Regions from separate parts of the Homo sapiens genome. Here region 2 is linked to region 1. Evidence: read pairs that join two places in POLR2A ChIA-PET (ENCODE). Cell type or tissue: PC-3. All regions are shown on one strand. Each heading gives the region's core, and the rest is flanking DNA. Links, peaks and the distances in the headings are about the cores only. Region 1 has its middle 28 kb from the start of TMX1. Region 2 has its middle 24 kb from the start of TRIM9.

Evidence for each region. Peaks named below come from ENCODE experiments on the same cell type or tissue, not always from the same donor. Only the 100,000 strongest peaks of a DNase experiment are listed, where the experiment ranks them.
Region 2: POLR2A ChIA-PET joins it to region 1 with 5 read pairs; 2 of 35 experiments call an interaction of 5 or more read pairs at or near these places.

Annotation. Positions count from the first base shown.
Region 1 is chr14:51,209,636-51,214,042 of GRCh38, reverse strand. No RefSeq gene overlaps it. Among named protein-coding and RNA genes, the nearest start is that of TMX1, 28 kb to the left of the region's middle. In PC-3, for the core only: no CTCF peak of the experiment used is centred there; a DNase peak (open chromatin) is centred at 2,682.
Region 2 is chr14:51,116,946-51,121,352 of GRCh38, reverse strand. No RefSeq gene overlaps it. Among named protein-coding and RNA genes, the nearest start is that of TRIM9, 24 kb to the right of the region's middle. In PC-3, for the core only: no CTCF peak of the experiment used is centred there; no DNase peak of the experiment used is centred there; H3K27me3 peaks cover 1,042 bases.

The DNA.
Region 1 (4,407 bases), core at 272-4,271:
AAGACTTGGAACCAACCCAAATGTCCAACAATGATAGACTGGATTAAGAAAATGTGGCACATATACACCATGGAATACTATGCTGCCATAAAAAATGATGAGTTCATGTCCTTTTTAGGGACATGGATGAAGCTGGAAACCATCATTCTCAGCAAACTATCGCAAGGACAAAAAACCAAACACCGCATGTTCTCACTCATAGGTGGGAATTAAACAATGAGAACACTTGGAGAACACTTGAACACAGGGGTCTGTTGTAGGGTGGAGGGGAGGGGGGAGGGATAGCATTAGGAGATATACCTAATGTAAATGACGAGTTAATGGGTGCAGCACACCAACATGGCACATGTATACATATGTAACAAACCTGCACGTTGTGCACATGTACTCTAGAACTTAAAGTATAAAAAAAAAAGATGGGGTAATAGAGCCCATCTGCTAAGAATATCAGAGTTTGCTGCTGGATCCTCTGCATCCAGCTGGCGAATGGGGTCTAAGAAGAAGAAGAATCACATAGGAAGTTTTTATGAAACTTCCAGGCCTGGAAATGGCTGACATGGTTCTGTCCTCATTCTATTGGTCATAACTCAGTCATGTGCAAGGGAGGCAGTTAAATGTTGTTTAGCTATGTGGCCAGGAGGTAAAGGAAAACGTTCTGTTGGACATCTAGCAGTTCTTGCCAAGCCTGTGGTAGTTGTCCTATGGAAGAGGTTCCTTAGGCAACTCTCATATCTTCCTTATGTGGAAGTCATTTGGGTTTGGGGCTGCAGGATTTTCAAGCCACATCCATGCCCTGCTACCACTCTTAATCTTTGAACCTTTAGAGTATATTATCCTGAAGTCTTTTACTGACAGGTCTCAAATGTTACATTGCTCTGAGGGACTTAGGGGCTGACAAGAGTTGTGTATAGGCATGAAAGATGGAAAATGGACATGTAGTAGCTGAAACAGGGGTTCAGATTTTCCTGACTCTGCTGAAATTACTTCCCAAATCCTATAGTAAGAGTTCCACCACTATCTTTTCAAGCTCTCCTCTGATTCCTATTTCCCACTGTCTTTAGCATGACCTGGACTCCACTTCTGGCAGGCAGTGAACTCGTGATCAGTGTGGCCAGCATTCATTCATAGAATTGGCTCCAGGAAAAACTGAACAAGAAAATTAATGAGGTTGTATAGGTTTATTAAGCAGATGTATTAATGAATTCTTCAGTGATATTTGAAATAGATTAAAACATTATTTTTATTTTTTTGCTGTGAAGTACACATGTGTCTAGCACTGAATTTGGTAATTGGTTTACTTGGTTATTAAAAATTACATTCCAGTATATCCATCAACTTTTTAATCTTTGAAACTGATTGAATGTAAATTTAATTCTATTAACTTGTTTTATTATTGTTACCATGGAGGCCACAGGAAGCACAACCTTTGTAAATTCATAACCCAAATGAATTAGCTTCCAAGCAATTAATGTTTTTATACATTTAGTTGCTTTAAATGACTTTTGAAATGATTTTCATTTTTTGTCAAAAATGAATATGGATTGTTTTACTTGCTTGAATTTCTAAATATGCAGCCCAAAACTATAGGTTATAAACATAAAATTAATTCATATAGGATGAATTAATTTATAGGATGTATAGGATATATATTATTCTGTTCTAAATTTTCAAATAATAGTTATTTCAAAATACATACATAAAATGAAAATTGCTAAAAGTCATGACAGAAAGTAATTTGCTATTTGTCAGTGTAGTGTTAGTGATAGTTATGACCAGTTAACTCTCATAGATAACACTTTGTTTGAATGATAACATTTTTTCCCCTGAATATTGTGTCTTTCTCATTTAGAATTATGACCCACTCAGAAATCTCTATGGGGATTCTGGAGAAAATATGGATTCAGCCCAATGACTAAAAAGTTTCATTCAATTCACTCATCTTAGCCAGAAATGACATCTTATGATAACTTTAATTTAAGAAGAAAAGTAAATTGACATTGGTGTTCTCCACAAAGTATTTTCAATAAGATTCTGCGTATTGAGCTTGAGTTCAGATGCAGCTTCCTCCTGGGACACATGGAGAGAGGCACCAGTCCTTTTTAGCTTGGTAGGGTCTCTAACCAGCATTCTACCCATCCAGGCTAGAGAATCATCCACCTCTCCGTAAAGCTACCCGCTTCACCAGAATAGCCACAACTAGTAATTAGAATGTAAACAGAGTTGAATTCAGTCACTAGGACCTGTTTTAAGTCTGTACTTCTCCATCAGAGTAGCAGAACAGCTTTGGAGCCTGAGTTTGTTATCCCAGCTCCACCATTCACAAATTATGGTATCTTAGGCAAATTCCTAAACTTCTCTTGTCCACAGTTTCCTTTTAATGTAAAATGGGGATAATAATAGTACTTATTTTATAGGCAGTGGTATGAGGGGTTATTACTATTTGCAAAAACCAATTGTTAAATTTTCAGGAATTTTAAAAAATTTAAATTATTATACAATTTACTAAATTATATCAAATTAAAGGCAATAAATAGTCAAAACTTATTTCCTAATTATTTGACTATATTTTACTGTTATCTATGTTTTGGGGGTTATTTATATCTGTTGTATGTGTGTAGTGCAAATAGCATATAATGGTGAGCTACTTACTGGGCTGTTGTGAATCTTGGCCCAGCTCCCATGTTCAGTGACATCAGGTTGGTAACTTGAAACTAGCAATGGTGGAAATTGGCAAACACTACAAATCAGGCTTTTTTTTTTTTTTTTGAGAGCTGGTTGTTAAACTTTTACCAGTAAACCACTGCTCATAGTGTTTTTAGTATTTATCATCCTTAAAAAAATGTTAAATATATCTATGTTGTATAAATGTGTAATATATAATATATATATTAACATGTACATATGTTTTGCATGTGTGTGTAAACAAAACAGCATGGTTTTGAGTAAATTCTCAAGATGTATTAGCCATTATTACTTCTAAGTTGTGTTTATTTCATTTTTCGTTTCTATATTCTTTCTTCCCTTTCTCTTTCAGTTCTATTTCTTTTCCCCTCCTTTCCCTTCCTGCAGCCCCAAACCTAAAACAGTGAGTATGGGAAAATAGGAGAATAACTGGAAATTATTCTAGTTCCCCTTTCTTTCATCCTAATGTCTACTGACTTGATCTGAGACTATGTATATCTGATGTAGCACTGGATCCCCAGCACTGAGCAGTAAGCCTGCCCAGCCCTCAACTGGTCCCTGCTCTGCAGATCCACCCGAGGGCAGGCAGGCAGCAAGAGTGTTGAAGAGGCTGTGCTGAACACAGGCAGAGTCTTCCTTCTGTGCACTGAGTTTCTCATATGCCCCATCTGGCTCTAGAAAGTCAAAGCTTCAGTTAGGAACTGCTTCCTTCAAGCAATGTTGCCCTTCCAAGACCACCCAAAGATTACTAAAAAGGTTTTAGAAAATGTTCTAGAGAGTATATTAGATTAAGTAACTTCAAGCAGCTGTCAATAGCAGTGGACTATTCAGTGAAGAAGTATGCAAATATAAGGACTTACTAAGGTTTTAATTTGCCCCCAATTCTGGAAACTCTTCATCTTGGCCCTTCTTCCATTTTATATGCCTAGTCAAGAGCTTTCCTATGTAGTAATGTAGTAATTGTTATCAAACTGGCTCTGGTTTTCAGAATCAGATATTCATCCTGTTTGTCAATTTAATGACTTGCTTTGGCTCATTTTACAATAAGAAATCCCTCTTTCATGTGGCCTAATTCAGTTTTTATTAATTTGCCTTTTAATGATGAACTTTGAGATTTAGTTTTATAATGTCTTGGTTGCATTTTTTAAAAAATTATAGGTTACTATTTTGCCCTAACTCAAAGTAACAGTAACACCTGAATTTTGAGTTGCTATTAAGTAGATAAAAATACCGATTTGCTACAGTTCATTTACCGATAATTACACTTTTAGTGAACAGAGTCCTTTATAGATTCTAAAATGTAAAGAGAACTACCCATTGGATTTTTATGCATATGACTTTTGCCACAATCCTCATTGACCTTCCTAATGCTCTTTGTGATCAAGAGTTCAGGAATCTATAACCAGCTCTTTTATTTATGCTACTGGTACTAACTTATCTAAATATGAAATCTTGTACCATCAGATAATTGTAGATAAAGAAATGAAATTCAAAGACAAAAGTTTTCTCTTAATGATCTGGTCCCTTAAAATAAAAAAAATAAACATTTTATCTCAAGATTTTGCTGCCCAAATCATCTTAAATAGATTAGGGATTGGCATTAATCCATCCTCTGGGACAATTGGGTTGCTTTTTGGGTTAAAGGTGGTTCAGCACCTGGCTCATGAGTGGCCCTCTGCAGCAGTAAGTTAATTGTCTGTGCAGCCCCTGGTGTTGTCCCAGCTG
Region 2 (4,407 bases), core at 91-4,090, 93 kb after region 1:
CTGGTTCTACTAGGGTCATTACCAGTATTCAAAACATGCACTCACTTCCTCTGGCAATTATACTGCATGTCAAAGGAGCTTCCTCTAAGAAGTTGAAAAATTCTATTCATTTCACTTGCCCAAGGCCATATATGGAATTTTTTCTTATTTGGCAATGTTTCCCACCAAAACTGAAAAAGGCTATAATGACAGCCAAAAATCACGTTTCTTAATGGCAGAATGTCACTATTAAATATATATATTTTTGCCTTCCTAGTCTCCTCTGTCTCAATTTTTTAATAGGTTTTTTTAAAACTTGTCTGGGGAGGACATGGCAAGACTGTTGTTTCTTTTATAATAAAACTGCATTATGTTGTGTTTCTTCAAGTTGCTGAGAAACTCCTCCTTCTATATCTGCTAAAGAGAGGTACAACTTAAAGAGAGGAAAATATAGACTAATTTAGTACTAACCGTGAACCAAGTGCTTTATATATGTTAGCTGACCACTCTATAATTGAGGTATTATCATTCCTGTTTTATAGTCAAGAAAATCAAGGGGCTTTGAGAGAAAGAGAGAGAGAGAGTTTTGTGTGTGTGTGTTTTTAAAGAGATAGGGTCTTATTATGTTATCCAGGCTGGCCTGAACTCCTGGGCTCAAGCCATCCTCTTGCCTTGGCTTCCCAAAGTGCTGGGATTAAAGGCATGAGCCACCAGGCTTGCTCTCTCTTAAAGATAGTAAATTACTTGCCCAAGGCCATGTATGGAATCAGAATTTGGCCCCACATGGAATCTGACTCCAAAGCTAGAGATCTGTTCACTTCTGCTTTCCTAGTTGGATTTTAATGAAACCTATTGGAATGACACTTATAAACTCAACAAGATTCAACTAATTTAATTTCTGGAGCTAGGATTATTTCCTCATCTTTTTAAATTTAATCTACAACTTTCTTATGTTTCACCCTTTTTAATTGTCAAAAATGTAAGTAATACAATTAAAATACAGTCCCCTATGGCAAAAACCAAAGTTCCCTTGACTGACAGGCAAGAAAGACAAACTCTTTGCACATACTCAGAGGAAGTATCATGCTTCAAATTCCTGGCTGTCTCATCAAGTAAGCCATGTTCAAATCCTCTAAGGGCTTGTTTGAGGACTAAACAAGGTCATGTATGTAGTAAGCACCTGATAAACAAAGTCTAAATGGTAACTTTATTTAATGAATGTTTCCAGAGTGGCAAACAAAGCTGACCTATTCCTGCCCCCATTAGAGATGCTGGTTCATAGAAGGGGAGAAAGGGAATAAAAAGTGAAGGGGAGGGGAAGAGGGAAAAGGGGAAGGTTCTCAGGGCCATGGAGCAAAACGTAGCTAAGAGCACACAGAGACTAAACCTTCCACTTTACAAAGTCAAGGGCTGTGGCTTTGCATTATATCCAGGGCTTGTAAAGCTTTCTTCTCCTGTTAGAGAACCTTCCAATTCCCACTTGAAAGGGAAACAATCAAGCTTGGCAGATAACAAGCGGTTCTGTGATGACAACAATGCTCAGACATCAAGCCTGTTGACAGAACAAGTTGACAAGTTCATATCCTCTATGCAGGATTGCAAATTCTCAAATGTGTTTTGCTGCTTTCAAGTGTAGACAGATGTATTTGGAAAAAATGATTTTATTGCAAATTGGATTTCTCATGTGTTGCTGAGCAGCCCCTGCAGCTTTGACAGGTGCAAGAGAGGTGGTGGAGGTAGCTTTTCAAAATCTAGCCATGATGCCTCCCCCGACTGTGTAAGGGTAATGATCAGCAGGGTGTGCCGATTCAATTCCTGTTGGCATTTGTTCCATCAGGATATAAGTGACAAGCTCTGCCTGAAAGAAGCCTTCCTAAACACACCCCACCTGCATCTTTGATCCTTGATGGTAAAGTTCTTTAGGGAGCTTAATGTGGCCAAGCACTGTTCTAAGTGCTCTATGTGTAGTAAAGCACTCTATCTTTACATAGCCTGTGAGGTAGCAAGTGTATCATCCCCATTTCCCAAATGAGGAAACAGAGACACAGAGCCATTAAGGAACTTGCCCATGGTCATGCTTGTAAGTGGTTGAGCCACATTTTTAAGCTAAGCAGAGAGTGCTAGGGTCCACATGACATGCAGGGTCTTGTGTTTGGACAGCAGAGATGCTGGAATCCAGTCTTGGCTCTGCCACTTCCTCATAACAAGGGCTGCATTCACTGAGTGGATGCTGTGGTCCCAGCCCTGTGCTAGGCATCTTCAATAGATTTCTCATTCAATACAACAGTGGAGAAAGTGAATACCATTATTATCCTTTAAAATGGGGAAACTGAGCCTGAGGGTAAAAAACTTACCCAAGTTTGTAAAACTAATTCAGTCTGTCTAACCCCAGAGCCCTTGCTCTTAACTACTACAGTGCCTGCTCCTGGCCTTTACTAGTTGTTTTGTGTATTTTACCTCTCTAAGCTTCAGTTTCTTCATCTGGGAAATGGGGATAATATCAGTAACTATCTCAAAAGACCATTGTGCAAGTGAAACAAAGAAAGGCATATGAAAATGATCTATGATGCTCTGTGCAAATCTTAGTTACCTATTATTTTTTCTGAATTGCTCTAGCTTTGTTCTTTAGCTCTTTCAAATATTTATCCCCAATGAAATACAAGTTTCTCAAGGGTAGAAACAATGATTTATCTGCTTTTTATTTACCTTTCATAGAATTTGGCACTTTTTGGGTGTACTTGATAAATGTTTATTAAATAAGTGTAGATATGTGAGACAGCGATGCCAGAGGTTTTGTCTCAGGAGGAAGCTTTGTTGGGCCACTTTGCAAAGGTTAATTCAGGCTTTTAGCTAATAGTTGTCCTATTTATACTGTAATAACCATGAAATGCATGCACATTATTTTCATTTAAAATATTACATAAACTAATGAAAACCAATCTCAAATCAATGTCAGAAAAAGCTCCGAGAAAAAAAAAAACAGTGTCATGGCATGATACCCCTTATTCTGAGGTGTCCTCCTCACAACACCTGTCCCAAAGGATCATGTGATTAGAACAAGGAGAGTCCACTCTGTGGGAAATATATGATGATTGTATCAAAACTCATGAAAGTGATTTTACTTTTTCTTGAGTTTTCTAACCTATTCCTAGTGTTCAAAGATAAACTCTCTAGATTGTGTTAATGAAAGGATTCTCCCTAATACTAGTTTGTTTGATGTGTGACTATTATGTATATTATCAACAGATATTCTCTACAAGACATGCTGTAAGTTCATATTCTTCCCTAAGCAAATTAATTCTTCAAAATGCTGAAGGTTTGGGCATGTGTGTGGCTCCTTACTGACTTACTGACATAAACATTTACAGGGCGGAAGAGAGAAAAGAAAAACAGAAGGAAGATCACTTTATTCTATTTTCCCCACCAAGTAGTTTGTGCAGGGGCACTGAAATTCAGACAATCACTGAAGCATGGCCATGCTTTTTAGTCTTCAAGTAACAGTGAGAGAATGGCCAATAACCGAGCCTTTTCCTGCAAACATGACAAGGTCCTAATGTGTCAGAGTCTTTGCATTTGCTCCTCCTTCTGTCTGTCTCATATTTTCCCCACACTGCCTCATATTTTCCCCACACTGCCTTCTTCTCACCTTTCAGATCCCTTTCTCAGAGAGCTCTTCATCCCTGGCTAAAGTAGTTCTTCTCACATGGTCCCATCCAGTAACCCTCTTTAAGCAACTCTGCAGCATTTATCTAGGCCTGAAGTGATCTTATTTGTTTATGTGTTTATTGTCTGCCTCTCTCAACTTGAGCATAAGCTCCTCAAGAACAGGGAACCCTATTGTGCTTGCCACATTCTGGATGCTTGGCACAGTGTAGATGCTCAGTAAGTATCTGCGGACTCAATTATGAGAAGACAAGCCTGCCAGCTCCAAGTTAGGAAGGCTATATTGAGGGCACATCTAAGGAAGTTCCCCTCCTGGGTCCTTGGTGATGCCCTGCAGTCTCACAGTGATACCAGCACTGTAGCCTTGCTTGCAGCAGCCTCAGCTCAAATCCTAATTCACATATTCAGTGCATTTTTTCCAAGAATCTATATAATGATTGCCCTGCTCTGAATCTTACTAGGCAGACAACCTTGAGCTGCTTATTTAAACCCACTGTGCCCAAGTTTCTTTATCCTTGCAATAGAGATATGTAACTCTTACCCTGGAAAGTTGTGAACATTCGCTGAAATAATGCATGTACCAGGCTTGGCCCAGTGCCTGGCACAGGGTAAGCTCACTATGAATTGCAGCTTTGAATTTATTACTGATGAAAGATCATTTATATTTGTGCCACTAGTCCCTCTCCCATGGTAGACCTCACTAATTGATTATGGCATTTTTTTTCTTTAAAAAAAAATGGCCTCACAACCTTCTCAACACTGCCC